4 separate regions of the Homo sapiens genome follow, and all the other regions are linked to region 1. The links are chromatin contacts, found by Hi-C or POLR2A ChIA-PET in ENCODE. All regions are on one chromosome and are shown on one strand. The core of a region is the stretch at or near the end of the contact, and the rest is flanking DNA. Distances in the headings are between cores, read along the strand shown. Region 1 holds the start of MDFIC (MyoD family inhibitor domain containing). Region 2 overlaps ST7 (suppression of tumorigenicity 7). Region 3 holds the start of ST7 (suppression of tumorigenicity 7). Region 4 holds the start of IFRD1 (interferon related developmental regulator 1).

Region 1 (3,239 bases), core at 188-2,687:
ACAGAAAGATGAAATGGAGTAAGTGCACGCTTGTTCAGAGAGCTGCGGCAGTCCTGGATCTGCTGAAGAGACCTAGAGGAGAAGCGCTTCAGAACCTACACATTGAGTCTTAGGCCCAAACATGCATATGCTTAAGAAAGAAGCAATCCTGTCATCCTGTTTCTTCGCAACCAAAGGAAGGGGGAGTGGAGGGACCAACGGTTCCCGCCCTCTTACCCGGTTGTTGATCTAGGGCAAGGATCCTGAAGAACTTGCCTGAGTAACGCGAACTGTGCAAAAGTTCTCAACTACGAGTGGGAGCCCCTCCTCACAGCACTCCCCCCACCCCTATCTGTGCACTTGTGAGCAAACTGAAAAATGCAACAATGACAAAGAAGCTTGCCACTTGCAAGCGCGCACTCACCCTGGGCTGTGGAGCCCAGCTGGCCGCCGCCCGCCTCGGCCACGCGCTGCGGCCCCACGGGCCCGGGAGCGAGGGCTTCGCCCGCGCCGGACATGGGCCGCTCCGCCGAGCCCGCGCCGCGCCGCTGCCGCCTAGCTCGCCGCCCGGCAGGGCGCACGGAGGAAGGGCTGTGAGGTGCTGGGTGCAGGGAACTGACTGCTTCTGGCGGAAAAATATACAAAATTAAAAAAAAAAATGTTTTTAGAGAAGAGCACACCACCCCTGCGGGACGTTCCCTCCCCCTCCACTTCCCTCCCTCAAACTCCACCCCGGGGAAGTTTTGATTTGAAACTTGCGAAGAAAACTGTTACAGCGCAAGTTGACAGCGGCGGGGTCCCAGGGGTCCGAGGTGGACCCAGCGGGGAGGGGCTGGAAAGAGAGATCGGGTTTGGGAGAACCCCGGGGATGGGGATCAAACCCCTCCTCTTCCCCGCCCGGAGACCACTACCTACCTCCGCATCCCCCCGTAGTCGCTCCAAGCCCCTTCCTCCTCCTCCTCCTCCTCTTCCGCCCCGGAAAGTTAGCGAGCCTCCGGCAGCGGCCGCATTTTCGCCCCGGTGGCCTGACGACGGCGGCGGCCGCCCCTGCGCGTCCTCCCGCCTCCCTCCGGCTCAGCCCAGACGCCGCAGTGGCGGCAACTGCGGCAGCGGTGGCGGCTCTGACTCCGCGCACTCCGCCCCCTCTTTCCAGCCAGCTCACTCCAGCCGGCTCCCCTGCGAGGGGGCCTTCCCCCTCTCTGCCTCTCTTTCCCCTCTTCCACTCCTACAATCCTGAAACACTTCTCCCTCTGTTGCTCTTTTTCATCACATCCGGATCGGGAAGGCCTCGAACTCTTGGCTAGCGGCCCCGATGCTGGGAGCGGCGCGACCCGGGCTCGGCCGCGCGATCCCTCGCGCCCTGCGCTGTCTGGGTCAGGAGGCCAGAGCCGGCCTGGGCTGGCTCGGGCTCCCCACCCGGGCGCTGCGCCCTCCCGGGGCTGGGAAAGGGGAGTGAATGGGCAGGTCCCTGGCTGCCCAGACGTTCCCCCCACCCCGCCCAAAAAGTCACCTCATCCCTTCTCCCTACTCCTGCCCCCAGACCGACGGAGGCTTTGGGAATATCCTGACGAAAACCTTTAGGGTGGACAAGGAAAAACGAAAACACTGTTACAGTATCGAACTTTCCTGGTGGGATAGAGAACGTGTGCGTTTGAAACCTTGACCCCTCGGTTGAACGTTTACTCACTTCATCTCTGGCTCCTAAATTACTCTTTGGTCAAACAGTATTCCTGATGTAAAACCAGTTGCAGTTTGCGCGAATCTGCTGGAGGCATCCAGGCAAACAAGGTTGGCACCCTTGCGGATGCCGTGGTACTGGCCCCAGCCTGGCCTATGGCAAGCTAAATGCCTCACTGGATCAGTGGTATCTGAGGGGAGATAAACTTGTGGTCGGAAGTAAAAAGCTGATCAACTTTCCGTTTATAAATGAGACATTCTGATTGTAGCTTAATCTGATGAGCCGAGGATAGCAAGTGTAAAGTAATTTACAGATATATAGTACTTTAGTGGTATACTCAGATAACTTTTGCTCTTTTATTTCATTGTGAATGAAATGCAGAATTCATTTGTAGAAAGCTAGAACGAACTCATTCTTCGATTCTTTTGGACAAGCGAGGAATCACAGTAACGTTATCAAAACTGAAGAAAATGTGCATTGGATTCACTGTCTTTCTATGTGCATCATTAATAATATCCCAGAAATTTCATTTTTTCAAAAAGCTCATTGGAATTTATTCCAATTGATTACAAAGATTTACTTGTTACCTATGAAGAGACAGTGCATTCTAACTTGATTTCAATGATGGTAAAAAAGCCAGCCTTCGGCCGGGAGCGGTGGCTCACGCCTGTAATCCCAGCACTTTGGGAGGCCGAGGCAGGTGGATCACCTGAGGTCAAGAGTTCGAGACCAGCCTGGCCAACATGGTGAAACCCAATCTCTACTAAAAATACAAATATTAGCTGAGCATTGTGGCGGGCGCCAGTAATTCTAGCTACTGGGAGGCTGAAGCAGGAGAATCGCTTGAACACAGGAGGCAAAGGTTGCAGTGAGAAGAAATTGTGCCATTGCACTCCAGCCTGGGCGACAAGAGCAAGACTCCATTTAAAAAAAAAAAAAAAAAAAAAAAAACAGCCTTCAAAGTTGCTGATGACAGTCATTCAGACCATTCTCCCCAAAAAGACAAATGACATTTTGCCCCATTACACATAACTAACATTTTTTTTTCACTTGGAGATTTCAGAAATGGTATGAAATCAAGTGCATTACCTCTCTTGAAAACTTATCTAGGAGCCTGGACTGTTTGGAATTTGTCTGATGGAAGCAGATCAGTTCTGAAGATGACTTCATCACCACTAGAGAACAAACATTTAGGACGTCTCAGAGTTCACTGCAGCATCATCTGCACTCAAAGGAGTTGTTTACCTGCTCTGGAAAATTCTGTTTTATCCCTGTATCATTCCTTGCCCTATTTTTAAAATTCTCTCACAAAGATGTTAAAGTCCAATAATATAAAGAAGTTACAGCTTTCTTCTAGAAAGTCATAATCAATGATAAGTATTTGTTCATTTAATTTCACACAGTCCTTAATATTGCACACGTGGTGGGTGATTCCATAGATATTCCTTAAATTAAATTTTAAAATCTTTAATGGAGAAGACATAAAATTAAAATAACATTAGGAGCAAATGAGAAGCTGTAGGGTAGCATCACCAAGGTTGTCAAATACTGTACCTCATTCAGCTGTGTGACTTTGGACAGT
Region 2 (2,951 bases), core at 284-2,783, 2.1 Mb before region 1:
TGCCACGCGAGTCCACGGTCCTCTACCCTCCTCAGAGGAGAACGAGCATGGCTTCCACTTCACTCTTCCCTCTTAAATCAGAAAATCACAGCTTTATCATAATATCTTACATCGCATTTCCAAATTATACAATAACCGACTTTGTTATTACACATGTTTTAAAATACCAGGGTTGGATTATAAATGTTCACTCTATTTTTCTGCATTTCAGAAATGAAAATAGGGGGTTTTCCCTCTAGTCTCAATTCTCACCAACATGTGAGAGCTAAGTCAAAATGCCTTAAGGTTATGTCACATCCCAATTTCACCTTATTACTAAGTCAGAACAAACATTATCTAAGATATCTCATCTTGCTGCTCTCCCAGGCCTCTTACCACCCACTCCAGCCTGCATCTGCATCAGCATTTCCTTTTCATGTTTTGTCATCCTCATTGGCTTTGCTTACTGAGCCCCAAGTCTACCTCATGGCCTATCCCAAAATGTGAGAAGACTCCACTAAAAAAAGGATTATCTGGATGCAGAAGATTCCTAGAGCGTATGCCCAGCTCCTCCCATTACTGGGCTCTACTCCCAAGACCTCAAAATTTAAGTAAGCTAAGACAGATGAGCATCTAGCACTAACCAGATAAAAGAACTACCCTATGAAGTGAGGAGAGAATTCAGCTACTCAACTCAATATCATGACCCAGACCAGTGCTCCACATTCTCCATGGCACTAACCAGACTAGTTACTAGCTACCTAGAACCTAGAACCAAGGCAATGGTTCTGAGAAATTGTCAGTTACTTTCACAGATAACAATCATCCTTATTGAGCACAAAAGCATAATTATGACCAAACGCATGAGTAAAACATAATAAAAGATCTGCTTAACCAAACTCCAAACCTTCAGATAAGGGCTCTTTCTGGATACACAACACCTGTTTGTTGTTATGCTTTAAAAGGATGGTGGCAATAGTGGCAGGATCCCCGGTTCTCAGTGGCTGCAAAGCACAGATCTCTTACATGGTTGTAGGGCCACTCCCTTCTTACAGTGGCCTCAAGAGAACTAAAATCAAGTAACCACAGCTGGAAAAAGGAGGTAAATAACTTTTATAAGAGGTGCTGTGTGGTCTCCCTATCACTGATGTTTTAACTCTATCAGAAGATGACTATAAAAAAGGACATTGGGTTTATGTGTTTAAGGTTAGCCAATTAAAAAAAAATATAGCAATTAATCTTGATGTATAATTAGCAGTCATGAGAAACATTACTAAAGTTACTAAAATGCCTGATAAAAATAAGAAAGATTAAGATTTTCGTCCTACAAATATGAATCCAACAATAAATATGCTTATTCATTTTACATCCTGACAGTGATGGTCATTTTATATACATTTGAATCAAAGCTCTAGTGTAATGATCAGAATCAAACTATAGGTTTGTACAACAAACAGGGAGGTACCCAAGCCAGACATATCCCTCTGTAGAAAAGCTTCTTTAGGCAAACCACAGACCTTCCTGTGTGGTTTTGGTCTGTTCACATGATTGGCAAAAGGAACCACTGGAAAATAAGCAAAGAAAGTCATAAAAAATAGTCATGAATGGACTAGTGTGGGTTGTCCCAGAGGCCAAAAACAAAAAAAAAAAAACAAAAAAAAAGTGGAGAAGTTCTTTAAGGAATTTCTTAGCTGTAGCATACAGCTGCAGTTCTAGGTAAGCAAAGAAGATCACAAATTTCCATGGTACTACAAAACAAATCATTCTCAATGTTTTCTAGCAGGAGCTGGCAAATCCTTTTTATAAAGGGCCAAATAGTAAACAGTTTAGATTTTGTGGGACCATCTGTTCTCTGTCACAACTACTCTATTGTTTCAGTGCAAAAATAGTCATAAACAATACATAAATTAATGTAGCCATGTTCCAATAAAACTTTATTTATAAACTTTGAAATTAAATTTCTTGTAATGTTCACATATCATGACGTATTCTTTTGAAAATTTTTCAGCGATTTAAAAATGTTAAAAAAAAAGTTAGCTTATAAATCTCACAGAAACAGGCAGCCCATGGGCTACAGTTTGCCAAACCCTGTTCAACAATATTTACTGTGGTTGATTTGACCTTTCTCTGCAAGAGCTCTAATCTTCAATTAGGTCTCTGCCATTGACAAGACTCACGAAGATAATGGAATCCATCAACAACTGCCTGATTGCATCAGGGTCAGAAATTCAAGAAAAGTTTCATCCCAATTCCCTTCATTTCTGATGATACTATGAACAATACCTCATTCCCTATCACATTAGAACTGGTGATAAATGCTCAATTTCTGAGAAATTGTCAACTACTTTCCCAGATAAGGAAAACCACATACCTCCAATCCACATACATCTCTAGCCCTTGAAGATTATATAAAAATGGAAATCATGGGCTAAGATTTCCAAGTCTCTTCAATTATATTATAAGCCAGGAAAACTTTCTATAAAACATACTCATAGTGTAGAACACAAGTAATAGCTAGTTTGTCTGAGAAAATCTGACCCTGTTCACCAACAATTGCTGAAAGGGAATTCTTGAGAAACAAGAAACAGACTACAATCCTAACTGCACAGTTAATTAATTTGGTTAGACATTTCACAACAGTATCACTTCATTTATGAAATGAAGAACTTAAAATTATTTCTGAGGTTTTTTTCTAGCTCTAAAATACAACAATTCTGTAATGAGTTACGCTGATCATGATACCTACCTCATTAAGGGTTTCGGCAGATTTCTATTAAAGTTCACATGGATGACTTTTTTTGTCATTAGCCTTCAGATAAGAAGCAGATAATTTCCTCTCTGCTTTTTTGTCTCTGGTTTTTTGAAAGGCTATTGAAAATATATTTCTAATCAAGACAACTGCTACATTCTTAAAATTTTAACACAGATTCTTACAGTTTTAACACAGATATAGGTGATTCTAAGAGAAAATG
Region 3 (3,110 bases), core at 315-2,814, 2.0 Mb before region 1:
CAAAAGGGCTGAGCAGCACCTATTCAAATGGTGAGACAATTCTAGAGTGCTGAATCCTATCCGCCTCCCAGGGACACGATCCCGAGGGATACTACAAAACAAATGTAAATATGAACATGAGTTCAAGTTAGTAATCAAAATACTTAAGTTAGTATCTGAAAGGTACAAGTTTCCTAACAAAATGAGTACATTATCTCAAGCGTTTTAAAAAGCGTTTTAATGCAGCTAAACACCTGAGGAAAATGCATTTCCAGACTTGCACTCCCAGAGTATGGAGATTAACAAGGGAAGATATATATGTGTACATATGTATATATCTTCAGGACTGTAAGAATTTCCCAGTACTGTGAAATTAAAATTTAAAACAAAAACAAAAACACTCTACCTTGAAATTTCCAGATTTAAAGGACTGTAACCCTTAGCTCGAAATTTACTTTGTGTTTCGGAACTCTCTGGAGTGTTAAGGCTCGTGTGTTTTCTTTGCGGGTGTTTTTTTAACGACTCAGTGGGCTGGCTCCAAGTTTGTGAAGATCCTGTTAATTACCTCCTGCATTTACCACCGACCAAGGATGGGAGGCACGCGGCACTTGCTGAGCATATGTAGCTTTACAGGGAAGGGAGACGAGCAAAGATCACTGAAAACTGCAACCGAAACCCTCAGAAATTCCAGCTCTCCCCTCTTCCCTCCGGTCCCTTCGACAATCCATTTGGTGACCTGACACGTCATCCATACACTCCCAAGAGTGCCTTCGGGAACCCCTCTCCCCACTACCCAACCAGAGAGACAGCCCCACGCCCGGCAAGACGCAACTCCGGGCCACGGAGGGCGCCGCCCGGACAGCCCGGCCGGGTCAGGGGGCTTCGCCGCCGAGCACCCTCCGGCAGCCGCCCTCGGGCCTCCGCGGCCGGGCGGGAGGGCGCCTCCCCGACCACACTTCGGCCGCTTGGCACCCACAGCCGGGAGGGCGTGAGGAAGGACTCGGTCTAACTCCGGGGAACCCTCGGAGTTCCGGCGCAGACACCCGAGGGGGTGTCCTGGGAACTCCTTCGCCCGCGACACCCGTTCTTCTCCGTCTCCCGACCACCAGCGACGCAGCAGGGCGGCTGCCGGCCCGGCCCGGCCCGCCTTGCGGGCTGTGCGCGGCGCAGCTCTTCCTCCGCGGGGCCGTGAAGGCCACCGGCCGCCCCCGCGCGCCCAGCTGCCCGGCCCCGCCGCCTAAGCCGCCGCGTTGCTGGCGGGTAGCCGCGGGCCTCCGGTGCGCGGGCCCCGGCGCGTCCCCGAGCGCGCGCCTGGCCGCGGCCCCGCGCGAGTTGCACTAACTTTCCGGGGCGGGGGAGGGGTGGGCGCCGCGGGCCCGGCTCCCAGGCCTTACCTGTGCTCAAGTTGTCGTTGATTTTCAAAGGCACCCGCAGGATGTAGACCAGGAATAGCACGATGAAGAACCACACGGTCCACAGATACGTCCAAGACCAAACTATGCAGGACTTGAGCTGCTCCAGAAAGCCCGTGGCCGCTTCAGCCATGTTTCAGCGCTCCTCTCTGCTGCCGCGGCTCTTGGTGTCTGCCGGGATGATTCACCGGCCCGGAGGCGCAGCTCGCGCCGCCGCCGCCGCCGCGGCCCGGGCGCCCCCGGAGCCCGCCCGCCGCCGGGGACGCGGGCTCGGCGGGAAATCGCGCGGGCCGCGGGCGCGCCGGCTTTTCCTTCTCCAGCCTTATTGCTAACTCTCTAAAGGTCCCTACAAGTGGCTTTCGTGGAGCGATCACGTGGCCCCTGCCCCCTCGCGTTCTGGGTCCATTTATATTTATTATGCTAATATTTAGAAAGAGAAGGCCAAGTGGCGCGCCGAAGGAAACGCCTCAGGCAGTTACAACCCGCATAAGTTGAGCGTTTACCACACGCCAGGCGCTGCTCCACGATCCGTACAATCTCATTTAACCCCTGCAACAATTCCCCACTACGATCCTCTTTCTATAGGTAGGGAAACTGAGGCTCACAGCAGCTGCGTAGTTTACCTTAAGGTGGAACCAAAATTCAATTGCAGTGGTGTATTCTGGGGTCCGAGGTCTTAAACCCTACTCTGCTCCCTTATCAGGATTCAGGCTCAGGGAATGAATAAACCCGGGACAGCTAGGAGAAGGGAGGAGGTGCGCTCCTGTCGCCGGCTAGTAGGCCTGAAGATAAATCACTCTATTCAGCAAGATTTGGGTGGCAGATGCTATTTACCTTTGTTCTGTCTCTTTGAAGCAGCGCAGGGATTTTCCAGAGAAATCTTGACAGATGAATGTTTATCCTCCAGGTTTTTTGGTGATCAGAGGTCAAACTATTCTCAGCCTGTTTTTAATATAAACAATTCTCTGGGATAATTTTGACTGTGAAACGGCCACCTCTAACAGAAAGTCCATTTTAAACATTGTTTTGTTGTTTTTGTTTTGTTTTGACTGTGCTGAATAAAATGTTTCTTTTATTCTAAAATGTTTTCTCAGCTGAAATTTTCAAGTCTGTTTCTGTCCGTAAGTGATTTGACTTTCTATGTATTAGATGGTAATGAGGAAATTGCAGGTTTTCCAGTCTACATCTATTTTTAAAATTCTGAGCATAAAGAATATTTTATTATAAATTGTTTTGCTTACTTGTATAATAGTTTCCTTCATAATTAAATAAGCTCCTTTAACTTTTCACATATAGGGCCTATTACGGCATACATAATGGATGGAACTACTCTTAAATTTTTACTAATTCCAGCCTCTCTCGGCTACTGTTTCTTCCTCACATTTGATCTACTACAGTGAGATCCAGGCCAGAATAAGTGAAATTGGCACACATAGACTTTCTTTATAGTTATTTATGGCAGCACATGACCAAATGATTTTTGTGTCTAACACTGATACATGGAATCTCAGTAAAATAAAACAATATTGTCACCAGTAAAGGATCGTGACTGCAGGTTGTCCAGGTTCTTGGCGTTTTGAACAAAGAATTGGACAAAACACCCAGAGAAGCGACAAAAGAACGAAAGCAGGGATTTATTGAAAACGAAAGTACACTCTACATTGTGGGAGCGGGCGGAGCAGCGGCTCAAAGGCCGAATACAGAATCTTCTTGGGTCCA
Region 4 (2,812 bases), core at 111-2,610, 2.5 Mb after region 1:
CCAGTGTGATAACGTCGGAGAATACTCCAATATTTAACTCCTGTTTAAATTTCTAAATAAAATATTACCCAGGTTATTTAATACTCGATTTGAGTTTATTGGGGTCTCTCCTAGAAGGGCCTTCCAATTCCAATTGGAATCCTTTTTCTTAACCATATAATAAGTAGAAAACCATAAGTTCAGTTAAGCACCTACTCATCCCACCCAGGAAAAGTTTCAACTTCGTAGCGAGGGCACAATAACCTCAACTTTTAGCCAACTGCAACCTAAGCTCCTCACCACCCTGCCTCTCTGGGGCTCACTGCAGAGAACATATAGAATGCAGCACAAAGGAGAACGCGTTTCTTCCCCCCGTGAGCAGGAGGTCGCCTCGGGTGGTCGCAGAGGTGCTAGAGGTTCAGGGCTTCTGCAGGTGCCAGTTAGGGGAAGGAGCACAGCCTAGGGGGGAGAAAGTGGTCCCCCCGCCTCCGACGCCTTCGCCTGGCCAGGTGGACCTGCGAGACGGAAAGCTTCCCCAGCGCCTCTGCGTCACCCCGGGCCCACCGCGCAAGGCCCAGGCCGCGTGACGCAAGAGCCCGTCCAAACCCGCCGGACGTCTGGCATCCCAGGAGCTCCATGTTGGAGCCAGGGTGTCAAAGGCGGCCAGTGACGGCACGGGCTCAACTCCCCGTTCTTCCCCACCCGTGGTCGGGGAGAGATCGGGCGAGATCGCCGCCGAGAAAGGAACTCTGACAATGGTTCCTTTCCCGCCCAGCTCCCGGTCAGCCCCTGTCCCGACACACTCTCAGGCCCAAGGACCCGTTCCTCCCTGCCCCCACGGCCGGTGCCCAAGAGTCCGGTTCGCACGCCAGATCTAAATCGCGCGAGGAGCAGCGCCCAGGGCACGCTGGGAATTGTAGTTCAGTAGCCAAACCACGCACCCTGGAAATGCAAATGTGTACATCAGAGAAAGAACTACAACTCCCACCGTGCCGAAGCATGGAAGACTCGCCAGCCTGGCCGGCAACTGGGATGCCGGCGGCGGGGATACCCCTTACCTGCTGTCGCCGCCGTCGCTGCGGCTGCTCCTGACCCGCCGCCGCCAGCACTGCTACCGCGGTGGGGAGTGTTCCGCTTCTTGTTCTTCGGCATCGTGGGACGCCCGGTGCCGCCCAGAGTCGGAGCTTAGCGAGGATCAGCCGATGGAGCTGCACTTTTTACTCGTGCGTCTGTGCGGCGGGCGGCTGAGAGGCGAGTCTTCGGCTAACAACAGAGTCGAGAAGCGGCGGGGGTAAGAGTGGGCGGTGGCGGCAGCAGAAATCCCCGTGAAGAGCTGTGATCGAAAACGATACATGTTTCTCTCTAGCGCGGGAGCTAAGGCGGGGCAGGGGAGGCCACGACGCCTTAAGTAGCAATACCGCCACCTGACGTCACTCTGTGGGCGGGGCTTGAGCGCTTCCCAACCAATCCCTGCACACCTCCCCACTGGACGCCTCCGTCGGGCGGGGCGCGGATCCTACCTACAAATCCCATGCGGCCAGTCTTCCGTCCGCGCCCAGGGAGCCTGTCTTCGTGGCCTCACTGAATTCTGGGAAACGTAGTAAGGCTGGGGCCGGGGCCTCCTCCCAGCCGTCTCTTCCCAACGGGCTTTTCTGCCCACTTGCTTTTCTCCTGGTGACCCCACCCCTGCCTCGGCGCGCCCCCGCCTTGGAACTGGGTGAGGTAGGCACCGGCGATGCACAGTGGGGCGAGTATGCCCTATGACGAGAGTCGGCTTCCAGCTGGCAGCTATGCAATCACCTTTGCTTCTCTTTCTCCGGAGGCTGGTGTTCTCCTTAACCTTTCCCCTACTTCCCTGCGGCACCTGCCAGGCACGCAGCCTTACCTCTCCTGGGTAACATTTCCATGGTTTTAGTTTTAACTAGTTCCATGAACTACTTAAGCCATCATCAGTACTGTACCTGTAATTGGACCGTGGTTCAGGGTTATGTGCCCCCCATCCCCCCCCCCCCCCAAAAAAAGGGATGCTTTCGTCTACTTAGTTGTGGAGTTCGTGTATATCTCAGATTCTAGACTAGGAATATATGACGATTCAGCGTTGTGGGTTTCTATACAAGAATGTGTCCCTTGACAATACTACCTGCCAGTTCTGAGAATTTCACAGCTGGTAAAACAAACACAAGTTATACAGATCAATAATCGCAGTGCTGCCTTTTTTCTCAAGGCACTCCTAGATCTCTGTCTTCCTTGTTAGGACATTTGTCTAGTATTTAGAGCCTGTTATTAGGTTCATATACTATGCTTATGACAGATCAAAGTCCCTGACTCACCTCAATGTAGGTGAGTCATCCGCCACTCCACCTCTCAGCTGAGCTCTATTCTATTTTCAATTGCCTGTAGCAAATTTCCACCAGAATGTTCCACTTGTGCCTCAACCCAACATCTCTGAAACGAATACTATATTTCCTTCTTCCTGTCTTCCCTTTGTTCACTGTACTATTTATTATCCTCCCATATGTTAAATTCCAAAACTCAAATTCATAGTCTTTTTTCCCTTTGATGCACCACCCCCTCCCCACCCGCAAAGCAATTAGTTTTAAAATAGCACTCTTAAATTCCTGTCCTATTCTGTGATCACATGTGACCTCAGTTCATGCCTGGGCATTTTAAGCGATCTCCCAGTCTTTTCATCCATGTTTCATGCACAGTAATGCTGCCAGATTTATTTGTGTGTTCCCTATTTTACTAATCCACCTGCTTTAATAGTTGCTCAAAAACATTCCATGGCTCCCATGACTAACTTTAAATGCCAACCCTTTTAGCCTGGCCCTGA

Evidence for each region. A loop is a pair of places that touch in the nucleus more often than their neighbours do. ChIA-PET counts read pairs that join two places held with the same protein, here RNA polymerase II (POLR2A). Pooled maps may share reads with other maps.
Region 2: a loop to region 1 is called in a map of naive thymus-derived CD4-positive, alpha-beta T cell, with 8 times the contacts of the local background. The contact joins the enhancer-like site here to the promoter of MDFIC in region 1. A Hi-C loop is called at or near these places in 1 of 168 maps with a recorded cell type or tissue (naive thymus-derived CD4-positive, alpha-beta T cell), 8 of 37 single-sample maps with no recorded cell type and 8 of 50 pooled maps. POLR2A ChIA-PET finds 5 or more read pairs at or near these places in 2 of 52 experiments (activated CD4-positive, alpha-beta T cell and activated CD8-positive, alpha-beta memory T cell).
Region 3: a pooled map shows a loop between it and region 1 (6-fold over the local background). The contact joins the promoter of ST7 here to the promoter of MDFIC in region 1. A Hi-C loop is called at or near these places in 7 of 37 single-sample maps with no recorded cell type and 12 of 50 pooled maps. POLR2A ChIA-PET finds 5 or more read pairs at or near these places in 1 of 52 experiments (activated B cell).
Region 4: a map of B cell shows a loop between it and region 1 (17-fold over the local background). The contact joins the promoter of IFRD1 here to the promoter of MDFIC in region 1. A Hi-C loop is called at or near these places in 3 of 168 maps with a recorded cell type or tissue (B cell, CD4-positive, alpha-beta memory T cell and naive thymus-derived CD4-positive, alpha-beta T cell), 4 of 37 single-sample maps with no recorded cell type and 10 of 50 pooled maps.

Annotation. Positions count from the first base shown.
Region 1 is chr7:114,920,292-114,923,530 of GRCh38, reverse strand. MDFIC (MyoD family inhibitor domain containing) reads right to left here and starts at 1,437. Exons shown (of 5, transcript NM_001166345.3): 1 at 895-1,437; 2 at 404-604. The coding sequence starts at 497. RefSeq lists silencers at 418-557, 788-967, 978-1,027, 1,358-1,497.
Region 2 is chr7:117,007,938-117,010,888 of GRCh38, reverse strand. The region is part of intron 1 of ST7 (suppression of tumorigenicity 7); the gene reads right to left. Among named protein-coding and RNA genes, the nearest start is that of MIR6132, 11 kb to the left of the region's middle. Within about 2 kb of position 1,533, at least 2 of the 41 ENCODE cell types and tissues checked have a DNase peak (open chromatin) inside an H3K27ac peak, as active enhancers do.
Region 3 is chr7:116,951,955-116,955,064 of GRCh38, reverse strand. It overlaps ST7 (suppression of tumorigenicity 7), which reads right to left and starts at 1,564. Exons shown (of 16, transcript NM_001369598.1): 1 at 1,374-1,564. The coding sequence starts at 1,524. It overlaps ST7-AS1 (ST7 antisense RNA 1), which reads left to right and starts at 731. Exons shown (of 1, transcript NR_002330.1): 1 at 731-2,619. It overlaps ST7-OT4 (ST7 overlapping transcript 4), which reads right to left and starts at 1,217. Exons shown (of 5, transcript NR_002329.2): 1 at 956-1,217; 2 at 386-604; 3 at 1-91. RefSeq lists silencers at 809-1,108, 1,169-1,368, 1,579-1,648 and enhancers at 570-1,493, 1,909-2,018.
Region 4 is chr7:112,449,008-112,451,819 of GRCh38, reverse strand. It overlaps IFRD1 (interferon related developmental regulator 1), which reads right to left and starts at 1,360. Exons shown (of 12, transcript NM_001550.4): 1 at 1,038-1,360. The coding sequence starts at 1,131. LOC128031837 reads right to left here and starts at 1,333. Exons shown (of 1, transcript NM_001414739.1): 1 at 1,175-1,333. The coding sequence starts at 1,333. The coding sequence ends at 1,175. RefSeq lists enhancers at 516-635, 756-805, 1,046-1,335, 635-1,452, 1,453-2,270.